2 separate regions of the Homo sapiens genome follow, and region 1 is linked to region 2. Evidence: read pairs that join two places in POLR2A ChIA-PET (ENCODE). Cell type or tissue: K562. All regions are shown on one strand. Each heading gives the region's core, and the rest is flanking DNA. Links, peaks and the distances in the headings are about the cores only.

Region 1 (4,386 bases), core at 124-4,123, 200 kb before region 2:
GAGGCAGCAGTGCGGTGAACAGGTAGCGGGCACAGGTGTGCATGGGCACGCTCTCCCGGAACAGCACCTCCCCAAAGCCACTGAAGGGACCCCCTGCAGGAACAGCCTGAGCTCAGTCCCCAAGTGTGGGCTCGCCTCTGCCCTTCCCCAGGTCTCACTAGACCCCAGGCTTTAAGTAGAGGGTGGGCTGGCCCCTGGGTAGAGTGGCTGTGGCTAGATGGGTCTCTGGGGTAGGGGTTCAGGTCTGAGACTGAGGCAATCTCTGGGTAATCCAAATAAAAGAGGAGGCCTGGCGCGGTGGCTCACGCCTGTAATCCCAGCACTTTGGGAGGCCGAGGCTGGCGGATCACGAGGTTAGGAGTTCGAGACCATCCTGGCTAACACGGTGAAACCCCGTCTCTACTAAAAATACAAAAAAAATTAGCCAGGTGTGGTGGCAGGCGCAAGTAGTCCCAGCTACTCGGGAGGCTGAGGCAGGAGAATGGCGTGAACCCGGGATCGGAGGGTGCAGTGAGCCGAGATTGCGCCACTGCACTCCAACCTGGGAGACAGAGCGAGACTCCGTCTCAAAAAAAAAAAAAGAGGAGGCAGGGGACCACGGCTCATGCCTGTAATCCCAGCACTTTGGGAGGCCGAGGCGGGCAGATCACTTGAGGTCAGGAGTTTGAGACCAGCCTGGCCAACATGGGGAAACCCCATCTCTACTAAAAATACAAAAATCAGCCGGGTGTGGTGGCGCACGCCTGTAATCCCAGCTACTCGGGAGGCTGAGGCAGAAGAATCACTTGAACCCGGGAGGCAGAGATTGCAGTGAGCCGAGATCGCGCCACTGCACTCCAGCCTGGGTGACAGAGTGAAGACTGTCGCAAAATAAAAAAGGAAAAAAGGAAAAGGAAAAGAAGAGACTCCAGGCACACTCGCAGGTGAGGAGCAGGACTCAGATACAAGGTGGGGCCAGAGGGTGGAGGTGGGGCTGCACCTGCCTTGGGGAACGGGACCAGCGGCCAAGACCAGCAAGTCCGATAGCGTAGGGGGCCTTGAAGGGGCAGGGATAAACGGCTCCCTGTAGCGCTAGGGGACGGAGTCTCACAACACACAGGTCAATAGGGCCTGGCCATTGGCGGGGCCAATGAGGAGCAGGCCGGGACAGGGGCGGTGTCTAAGTTGCGGATGAAGGTGGGACGCCCTCGCTTTAACATCAACCACTTGGCTCACTGGCTCCCGGGAGGGAAGGGGGCGGCGCCTCAGCACACGCAGCAGTTGCTGGCTGGCAGCACGCACTAGGTGGCGGGAAAAAGAGCTGGCTCTCTCCTTTTAGAAACTGCCAAGGTATGAGGGGACAGTATCACCAGGAGGCGGGGCTAGGGGCGGGGCTGGGGCGGGGCCTCCCATCTGGCAGCAACCGGGCCGCTACAGGACCAGGGGCTGGACCCTACCCTTCAGCAACAGCCAGGCCTAGGGGCGCGGCCTCACCTTCCAGCAGCAGCCCCGCCTGCTTGCGCAGCACCTGCACCAACCGCTCATCCAACTCCACCTCCTCCAGCAGGGCCAGCAGCTGCTCCTCGTTGCGCACCACCTTGTCCTGGGCGTACAGCCCCTCCGGCAGGGCCCGCTGCTGCCCCAGCCCCAGCAGTGCCACCTCCAGCGCCAGCACCAAGTAGGACTCCCCAGGGCTCCCGGGCACAGGCACGTGCTGGTAGGCCACCTTCCGCTTCTCGGGGCCTGAGTCTGGGGGAGACAGGGCCAGGGCTGCTGGAGACGGATCCCCTTCCCTAAGGTCCCTGTAGCCCTTGGCCTCAAGCATGGAGACCTGGGCGCAGGGTAGGCTTTAGAGGGAGCCCAGAAGCTCCCAGCACTCACGGGGTTGGGGGAGCGCGGGAGCCCCACCTTCTAGCAGCAGCTAGGCCTATGGTGGCCTCACTTTCAGGAGAAGCTAAGCCTATTGGCTCTGGGCACTGGCCAGAGGAGGTAGCCAAGGGTAGGGGCGTGGCCAAGGGTCAGAGTCTGGGAGTTACCTTATAGGGGTACTGGGCCAGGGGGCGTGGCCAACGAGGCGGGGTTGTCCCACCTCCTCCAAGAGTACCCCATGTGAGTACCTGGGTAAAGGGTAAGTGTCTCCTCCTCCAGACGACAGGCCTCCAGGAGCGCCCTGCAGAGGCAGCCAATGGGGTCCAGGGGGTGCCCCACCCATCCTTCGGTGTTGGTGATGCAGGTGGAGCCCTTCTGGAGCAGCTCTGCAGGTGGAAAGAGGGGGCTCAATGCCCACACACCTGCCCAAGTCTCTAGGAGGGAGGGATATTCCTCTTCTTGACCTGCCAGCCAGCCTAGCCCCATAATGCCCACCACCTGCTCACCCAATGGTCACCTTCAACTTTTTTTTTTGAGGTGGGGTCTCGCTTATTGCCCAGGCTGGAGTGCAGTGGCCCAATCATAGCTCACTGCAGCCTCTGGAGCTCAAGCGATCCTCCTGCTTCGGCCTCCCAAAGGGATTACAGGCATGGGCCACCATGCCTGGCCACTGGACGCTTTCTAAAACACCCGAAGTGTCATTCCCCTCCTCATTGCCCTTATTCCCTCTCCACCTCTCTGAAGATAAAGCCCCAACAGCCTTTAGGGCCCCCAAGGACCAGTATGAAGTTTTTCCATATACTGGTGACCTGCCTCATCTGGAGGCCAATCCTCCAGCCTCGTCCTCCAAGCCACGTACTCTCTTCCCTCCTGGCTGCTGCTCATGGTGTTCCTTCTATTCTGAGCACTTCCTCCATCCCCTTCTCCTGGGTAACTCCTGCACATCCTTTTTCTTTTTTTAAATTTTTTCTGAGATGGAGTTTTGCTCTTGTTGCCCAGACTAGAGTGCAATGGCGTGATCTCAGCTCACCACAACCTCCAGGTACCTCCCGGTTCAAGGGATTCTCCTGCCTCAGTGTCCTGAGTAGCTGGGAATACAGGTACGTGCCACCACACCTGGCTAATTTGTTTTGGATTTTTAGTAGAGATGGGGTTTCACTATGTTGGCCAGGCTGGTTTTGAACTCCTGACCTCAGGCACTCCACCTGCCTCCACCTCCCAAAGTGTTGGGATTACAGGTGTGAGCCACTGTGCCTGGCCATGCACATCCTTAAATACTCAGCTAATTAGCCACCTGGCTAATTTTTAAAATCTAGGGGCCTTTCACTGATGCTGCCAAGCCTGGTCAGAGCTCTGCTCGGGTCCCAGGGCCCCCATGTTTCCTCCACGACACACTTTTCTTCGTTCAATTTCCTGATAGCTGATCCATCAACCCCATCGACTAGCTCTCTCAACTGGTGGCCTCCCTCCTGTCCCCCACCCCCATATCTAGTACACAATGTGGTTTTTGGGGCTCATACAGCCTCCTTCCCTCCCTCCCTTCCTTCCTTCCCCTCTCTCTCCCCCCATCTCTCTCTGTCCCTCCCTCCCCACCTCTTTCTTTCCTCTTCTCTCTCTCCTCGCTCTCCTCTCTCTCTCTTTTTTTTTTTTTAATTTTTTGAGACGGAGTCTCGCTCTGTCACCCAGTCTAGAGTGCAGTGGTGTAATCTTGGCTCACTGCAACCAACCTCTGCCTCCCAGATTAAAGCAATTCTCATGCCGCAGCCTCCCTAGTAGCTGGAAATACAGGTGTGCGCCACCACGCCTGGCTAATTTTAAAAATATTTTCAGTAGGCCAGGCACGGTGGCTTACACCTGTAATCCCAGCACTTTGGGAGGCTGAGGTGGGTGGATCAAAAGGTCAGGAGTTCGAGAAGAGCCTGGCCAACATAGTGAAACCCCATCTCTACTAAAAACACAAAAATTAACTGGGTGTGGTGGTGGGTGCCTGTAGTCCCAAGCTACTCAGGAGGCTGAGGCCGGAGAATTGCTTGAACCTGGGAGGCAGAGGTTGCAGTAAGCTGAGATTGCGCCACTGCACTCCAGACTGGGCGAAAGACCGAGACTCCATCTCAAAAAAAAAAAAAAAAAAAAAAAAAAAAAAAATTTCCAGGCACGGTGGCTCAAGCCTGTAATCCCAGCACTTTGGGAGGCCAAGGCAGGCAGATCACCTGAGGTTGGGAGTTCGAGACCAGTCTCACCAATGGAGAAACCCCATCTCTACTAAAAATACAAAAAAATTAGCCGGGCATGGTGGCGCATGCCTGTAATCCCAGCTACTTGGGAGGCTGAGGCAGGAGAATCCCTTGAACCTGGGAGGTGGAGGTTGCGGTGAGCCGAGATTGCTCCATTGCACTCCAACCTGGGCAACAAGAGCGAAACTCTGTCTCAAAAAAAAAAAGAGATGAGGTCTTGCTCTGTCACCCAGGCTAGAGTGCAGTGGCATAATTATAGCTCACTGCAGCCTTGAACTCCTGGGCTCAAGTGATCCTCCTGCCT
Region 2 (4,386 bases), core at 182-4,181:
CTTCCCACAGACACCCTCATGCATCCTCCCTCATCCTCATCTCCCTTCAGGTCTTTACTCAAATATTTCTTTCTCAGTGAGGCCATTCTGGCCACTTTACCTAAATGACAGTCAGCTTCCCCTTCCCCCTCCTCCTCTACCGTTTTCTTTTCTCTATCTGACATTCTGTCTATTTCAGGAGCTTTTCCTGTTTCTTGTTCATCTCCTTTATTAGAACGCCAGCTCCAGGAGGGACTTTTGTCTGTGTTATTCATGTCTTAGTCCTCAGTGTTGAGAACAGTGCCTGGAATACAGTAGGTGCTCAATAAATATTGCTGGATGAATGAATGAATGATGAATGGATGCATGAGTGATGGGGAGGATAACAGAGCCACGAAGTGAAGTTGGGAGGAAGAATTTAGCCTGAGATTCAGCCCAACAGCCTGTACCCCTGGGGGTCTCCTCCCCTCCTTCCCCCGTCCTGCAGCCTCACTCAGTGTCCTGGGGCTGCCCAACCATCCAGCAATCCCGGGTGATCTGTTCATCTCTGTGGGAGGGTGCGTGTTTATCTCACCGCACCATGATCACACCGTCCAGCTGGTGAAGAAAAAAGTGGGTGGAACACGAGACCAGCTGTGACATGGTTTATTCTCACCAGGGGATGAACACTTGCAGCCACACTTGGGGCTATGCTGGCTTGCTGGTCTCAGCTTGCGTTCAACCTTGGCCATCTGGCCTGGCGTTTTATTTAGCTTTGTTCTCACGTATGTGGGGCAGTTCTGGAGTTTTGCCCCAAGTGATGAGAGCTCTTCTTGGCCCCAGCTTTACTTTTTCTTTCATCTTGCTGGTTGCTTGTCTATGCAAAGATAGGGGGGAGGGGGTCCACCCTGCCCGAGATGGGGAAGCTTCTGGTTGTGGCCAGAAGGAGCATAAACACCCTTGTATATGCCCATATCTAACTATTGATGCTATCTCTACTTGTTGGTGCCTATATCCATTTATTGATGCCTATATCTACCTGTTGATGCCTATATCCACTTATTGGTGCCTATATCCATTTATTGATGTCTATATCCTCTTATTGGGCCTGTAGCTACTTATTGATACCTATACCCACCTATTGGTGCCTATATTCAGTTACTGATGCCTACATCTACTTATTGATGCCTATATCTACTTATTGGCACCTGCGGCTACTTATTGATGCTTATGCCTACTTATTGAGCCCTATATCCACTTATTCCTGCCTATATCTAGTTACTGGTGCCTATGTCTATTTATTGAGGGCTATATCTACTTATTGGTGCCTATATCCACTTATTGATGCCTATATCTACTTATTGATGTCTATATTCACTTATTGATGCCTATATCCACTTATTGATGCCTATATCCACTTATTGTTGCCTATATCTACTTATTGATGCCTATATCCACTTATTGATGCCTATATCTACTTATAGGTGCCTGTGGCTACTTATTGACACTTATGCCTACTTATTGACGCTTATGCCTACTTATTGAGGCCTGTATCCACTTATTCATGCCTATATCTAGTTACTGGTGCCTATGTTTATTTATTGAGGCCTATATCTACTTATTGGTACCTATGTCTACTTATTGGTTCCTATATCCATGTATTGGTGCCTATATCCATTTATTGATGTTTATATCCTCTTATTGGTGTCTGCAGCTACTTATTGATGTCTATAACCACTCGTTGGTGCCTATATTCACTTAATGTGCCTATATCTACTTATTGATGCCTGTATCTATTTACTGATGCCTATATCCACTTATTGGTGTCTGTAGCTACTTATTGATGCTTATGCCTACTTATTGGTGTTTATATCTACTTATTGGTGCCTATGTCCATTTATTGGTGCCTATATCCACTTATTGGTGTCTATATCTACTTATTGGGGTCTACATCTTTTTTTGTTTTTGAGACACAGTCTCGCTGTGTGCAGTGGTTTGATCCCTGCTCACTGCAGCCTCCACCTCCTGGGTTCAAGTGATTCTCCTGCCTCAGTCTCCCAAGTAGCTGGCACTACAGGTGTGTGCCACCATGCTTGGCTAACTTTTTTTGTTTGCATTTTTAGTAGAGATGGGGTTCCACCATATTGCCTGAGCTGGTCTCAAACTCCTGAGCTCAGGCAATCTGCCTCCCTCAGCCTCCTAAAGTGCTGGGATTACAGGTATAAGCTACCACGCCTGGCCATGCCTACATCTATTGATTCATGCCTCTATTCACTTATTGGTGCTTATACCCACTTATTGGTGCCTATATCCACGTATTGATACCTGTATTCATTTATTAATTTTTTTTTTTGAGACAGAGTCTCACTCCGTCACCCAGGCTGGCATGCAATGGCATGATCTCAGCTCACTGCAACCTCTGCCTGCTGGGTTCAAGCAATTCTCCTGGCTCAGCCTCCTGAGTAGCTGAGATTACAGGCTACGCGCCACCACGCCTGACTAATTTTTGTATTTTTAGTAGAGACGGGGTTTCACCACGTTGGCCAGGCTGGTCTCGAACTCCTGACCTCAAGTGATCTGTCCGCCTTGGTCTCCCAACATGCTGGGATCACAGGCATGAACCACCACGCCCGGCCAGAATTTCCTCCCTCTCTAAGCCTGAATAACTTCTCATTGTGCGTGTGCACCACCCACATCTTTTTTTTTTTTTTTTTTTTTTTTTTTTTTTTTTTTTTTTGAGATGAAGTCTCGCTCTTGTCCCCCAGGCTGGAGAGCAATGGTGCGATCTTGGCTCACTGCAACCTCCGCCTCCCAGGTTCAAGTCATTCTCCTGCCTCAGCCTCCCGAGTAGCTGGGGTTACAGGCATGCACAACCATGCCCAGCTAATTTTTGTATTTTTAGTAGAGATGGAGTTTCACCATGTTGGCTAGGCTGGTCTCGAACGCCTGACCTCAGGTGATCCACCCACCTCGGTCTCCCAACGTGCTGGGATTGCAGACGTGAGCCACCGTGCCACATCTCTTTGTTTATCCATCCTGCCATCGACGCACATTTGGGTTGTTCCCTGGTTCTGAGTTTTCAATTCTAGGAAGATCCTTAGCAGTTGCTCCACACCTGGCTGCCTACCATGGAGAGTGTTTGTTCAGGGCCTGGAAACCGCTTTTACTATCAGCCAAATAAAACATCATCCGGAAGGTGACAAATGCATCTGAAGGTCGATTACAAATGACATTTAGATGATCTTCATCCCAGCGCCTCCTTAGTAGCTGTTAGAATCCACGGTCTGCTGAATTTCACACTCTCTAGCCTAGAACTTGGGAGGGAAGATCATGCCCCTGGGTCTTAGCAACCCTAGTTTTGTCCAGGGCTGGATTAAGGTGTTTTATTGATGGAGCTCTTAGCACACAGAGAAAGACAGGATCAAATGACAAGTGAAAGAAAGAGGATCAAGGCCAGAGAGAGAGCGAGAGAGAGAGAGAACAAGAGAGAGGAGGGGAGGAGATGTGATTTCAAACATAGATGTTGTTTTTAAGCTGCTTTTTAAAAATATATTTATTAAAAAAATTTTTTTAAGACAGTCTTATTCTGTTGCCCAGGCTGCAATGCAGGGGCACAATCTCGACTCACTGTAAACTCTGCCTCCCAGGCTCAAGCGATTCTTGTGCTTCGGCCTCTCGGGTAGCTGGGATTATAGGTGCCCGCCACCACACCTGGCTAATTTTTGTATTTTGTATTTTTAGTAGAGACAGAGTTTCACCATGTTGGCCAGGCTGGTCTTGAAATCCTGGTCCCAAGTGATCTGCCTGCCTCGGCCTCCCAAAGTGTTTAAGCTGCTTTTAAAGGAACACTTCTGTGCTCTCAACCAGGACTCCACACCTGCGTATATTCCACTCGAAGGCAAACCCCACGAAGTGCTGGGATTACAGGTGTGAGCCACCTCGCCCAGTCTTACACTCTTTGACAGAGCAATTCCACCTCTGGGGATTTATTCTGCAGAGATATTTGTAGCAGAACCTGAAGATCTACAATGCAGGACGTTGGCTGCAACATTCTGGGGAATAGCAAGAAATCAGAAAGACCCAGAGGTCCAGACCAGATAAATTTGATGGAGTCATTGAAAAATACTATCGAAAGCTGGGTATGGTGGTGTGTGCCTGTAATCTCAGCTACTTGGGAGGCTGAGGCAGGAGGATTGCTTGAGCCCTAGGAGGTTGAGGCTGCAGTGAGCTATGATCGTGCCACTGTACCCCAGCCTGGGTGACGTAGCAAGACCCCATCTCAAAACAACATAAAAATAAACTACAGGAACTGATGTGGAATATTTGTAAGAAACATTCCTATAGGAACTGATGTGGAATGTTATCTAAGACATATTACTAAGTATAAAAAAGTTGTAGACTTTTAATATATATGTATGTATGTATATA

What was found. ChIA-PET counts read pairs that join two places held together with the same protein. Peaks named below come from ENCODE experiments on the same cell type or tissue, not always from the same donor. Only the 100,000 strongest peaks of a DNase experiment are listed, where the experiment ranks them.
Region 1: POLR2A ChIA-PET joins it to region 2 with 6 read pairs; 3 of 35 experiments call an interaction of 5 or more read pairs at or near these places.

Annotation. Positions count from the first base shown.
Region 1 is chr19:13,815,064-13,819,449 of GRCh38, reverse strand. ZSWIM4 (zinc finger SWIM-type containing 4) reads right to left here. Exons shown (of 14, transcript NM_001367834.3): 8 at 2,097-2,234; 9 at 1,474-1,728; 10 at 1-93. LOC107985334 (a long non-coding RNA gene) reads left to right here and starts at 1,608. Exons shown (of 4, transcript XR_007067143.1): 1 at 1,608-1,696; 2 at 2,848-2,948. It also overlaps the pseudogene RN7SL619P. RefSeq lists enhancers at 191-858, 859-1,527, 1,620-1,749, 1,528-2,195. In K562, for the core only: no CTCF peak of the experiment used is centred there; DNase peaks (open chromatin) are centred at 1,159 and 1,949; H3K4me3 peaks cover 1,107 bases.
Region 2 is chr19:13,612,354-13,616,739 of GRCh38, reverse strand. No RefSeq gene overlaps it. Among named protein-coding and RNA genes, the nearest start is that of CACNA1A, 110 kb to the right of the region's middle. In K562, for the core only: no CTCF peak of the experiment used is centred there; no DNase peak of the experiment used is centred there.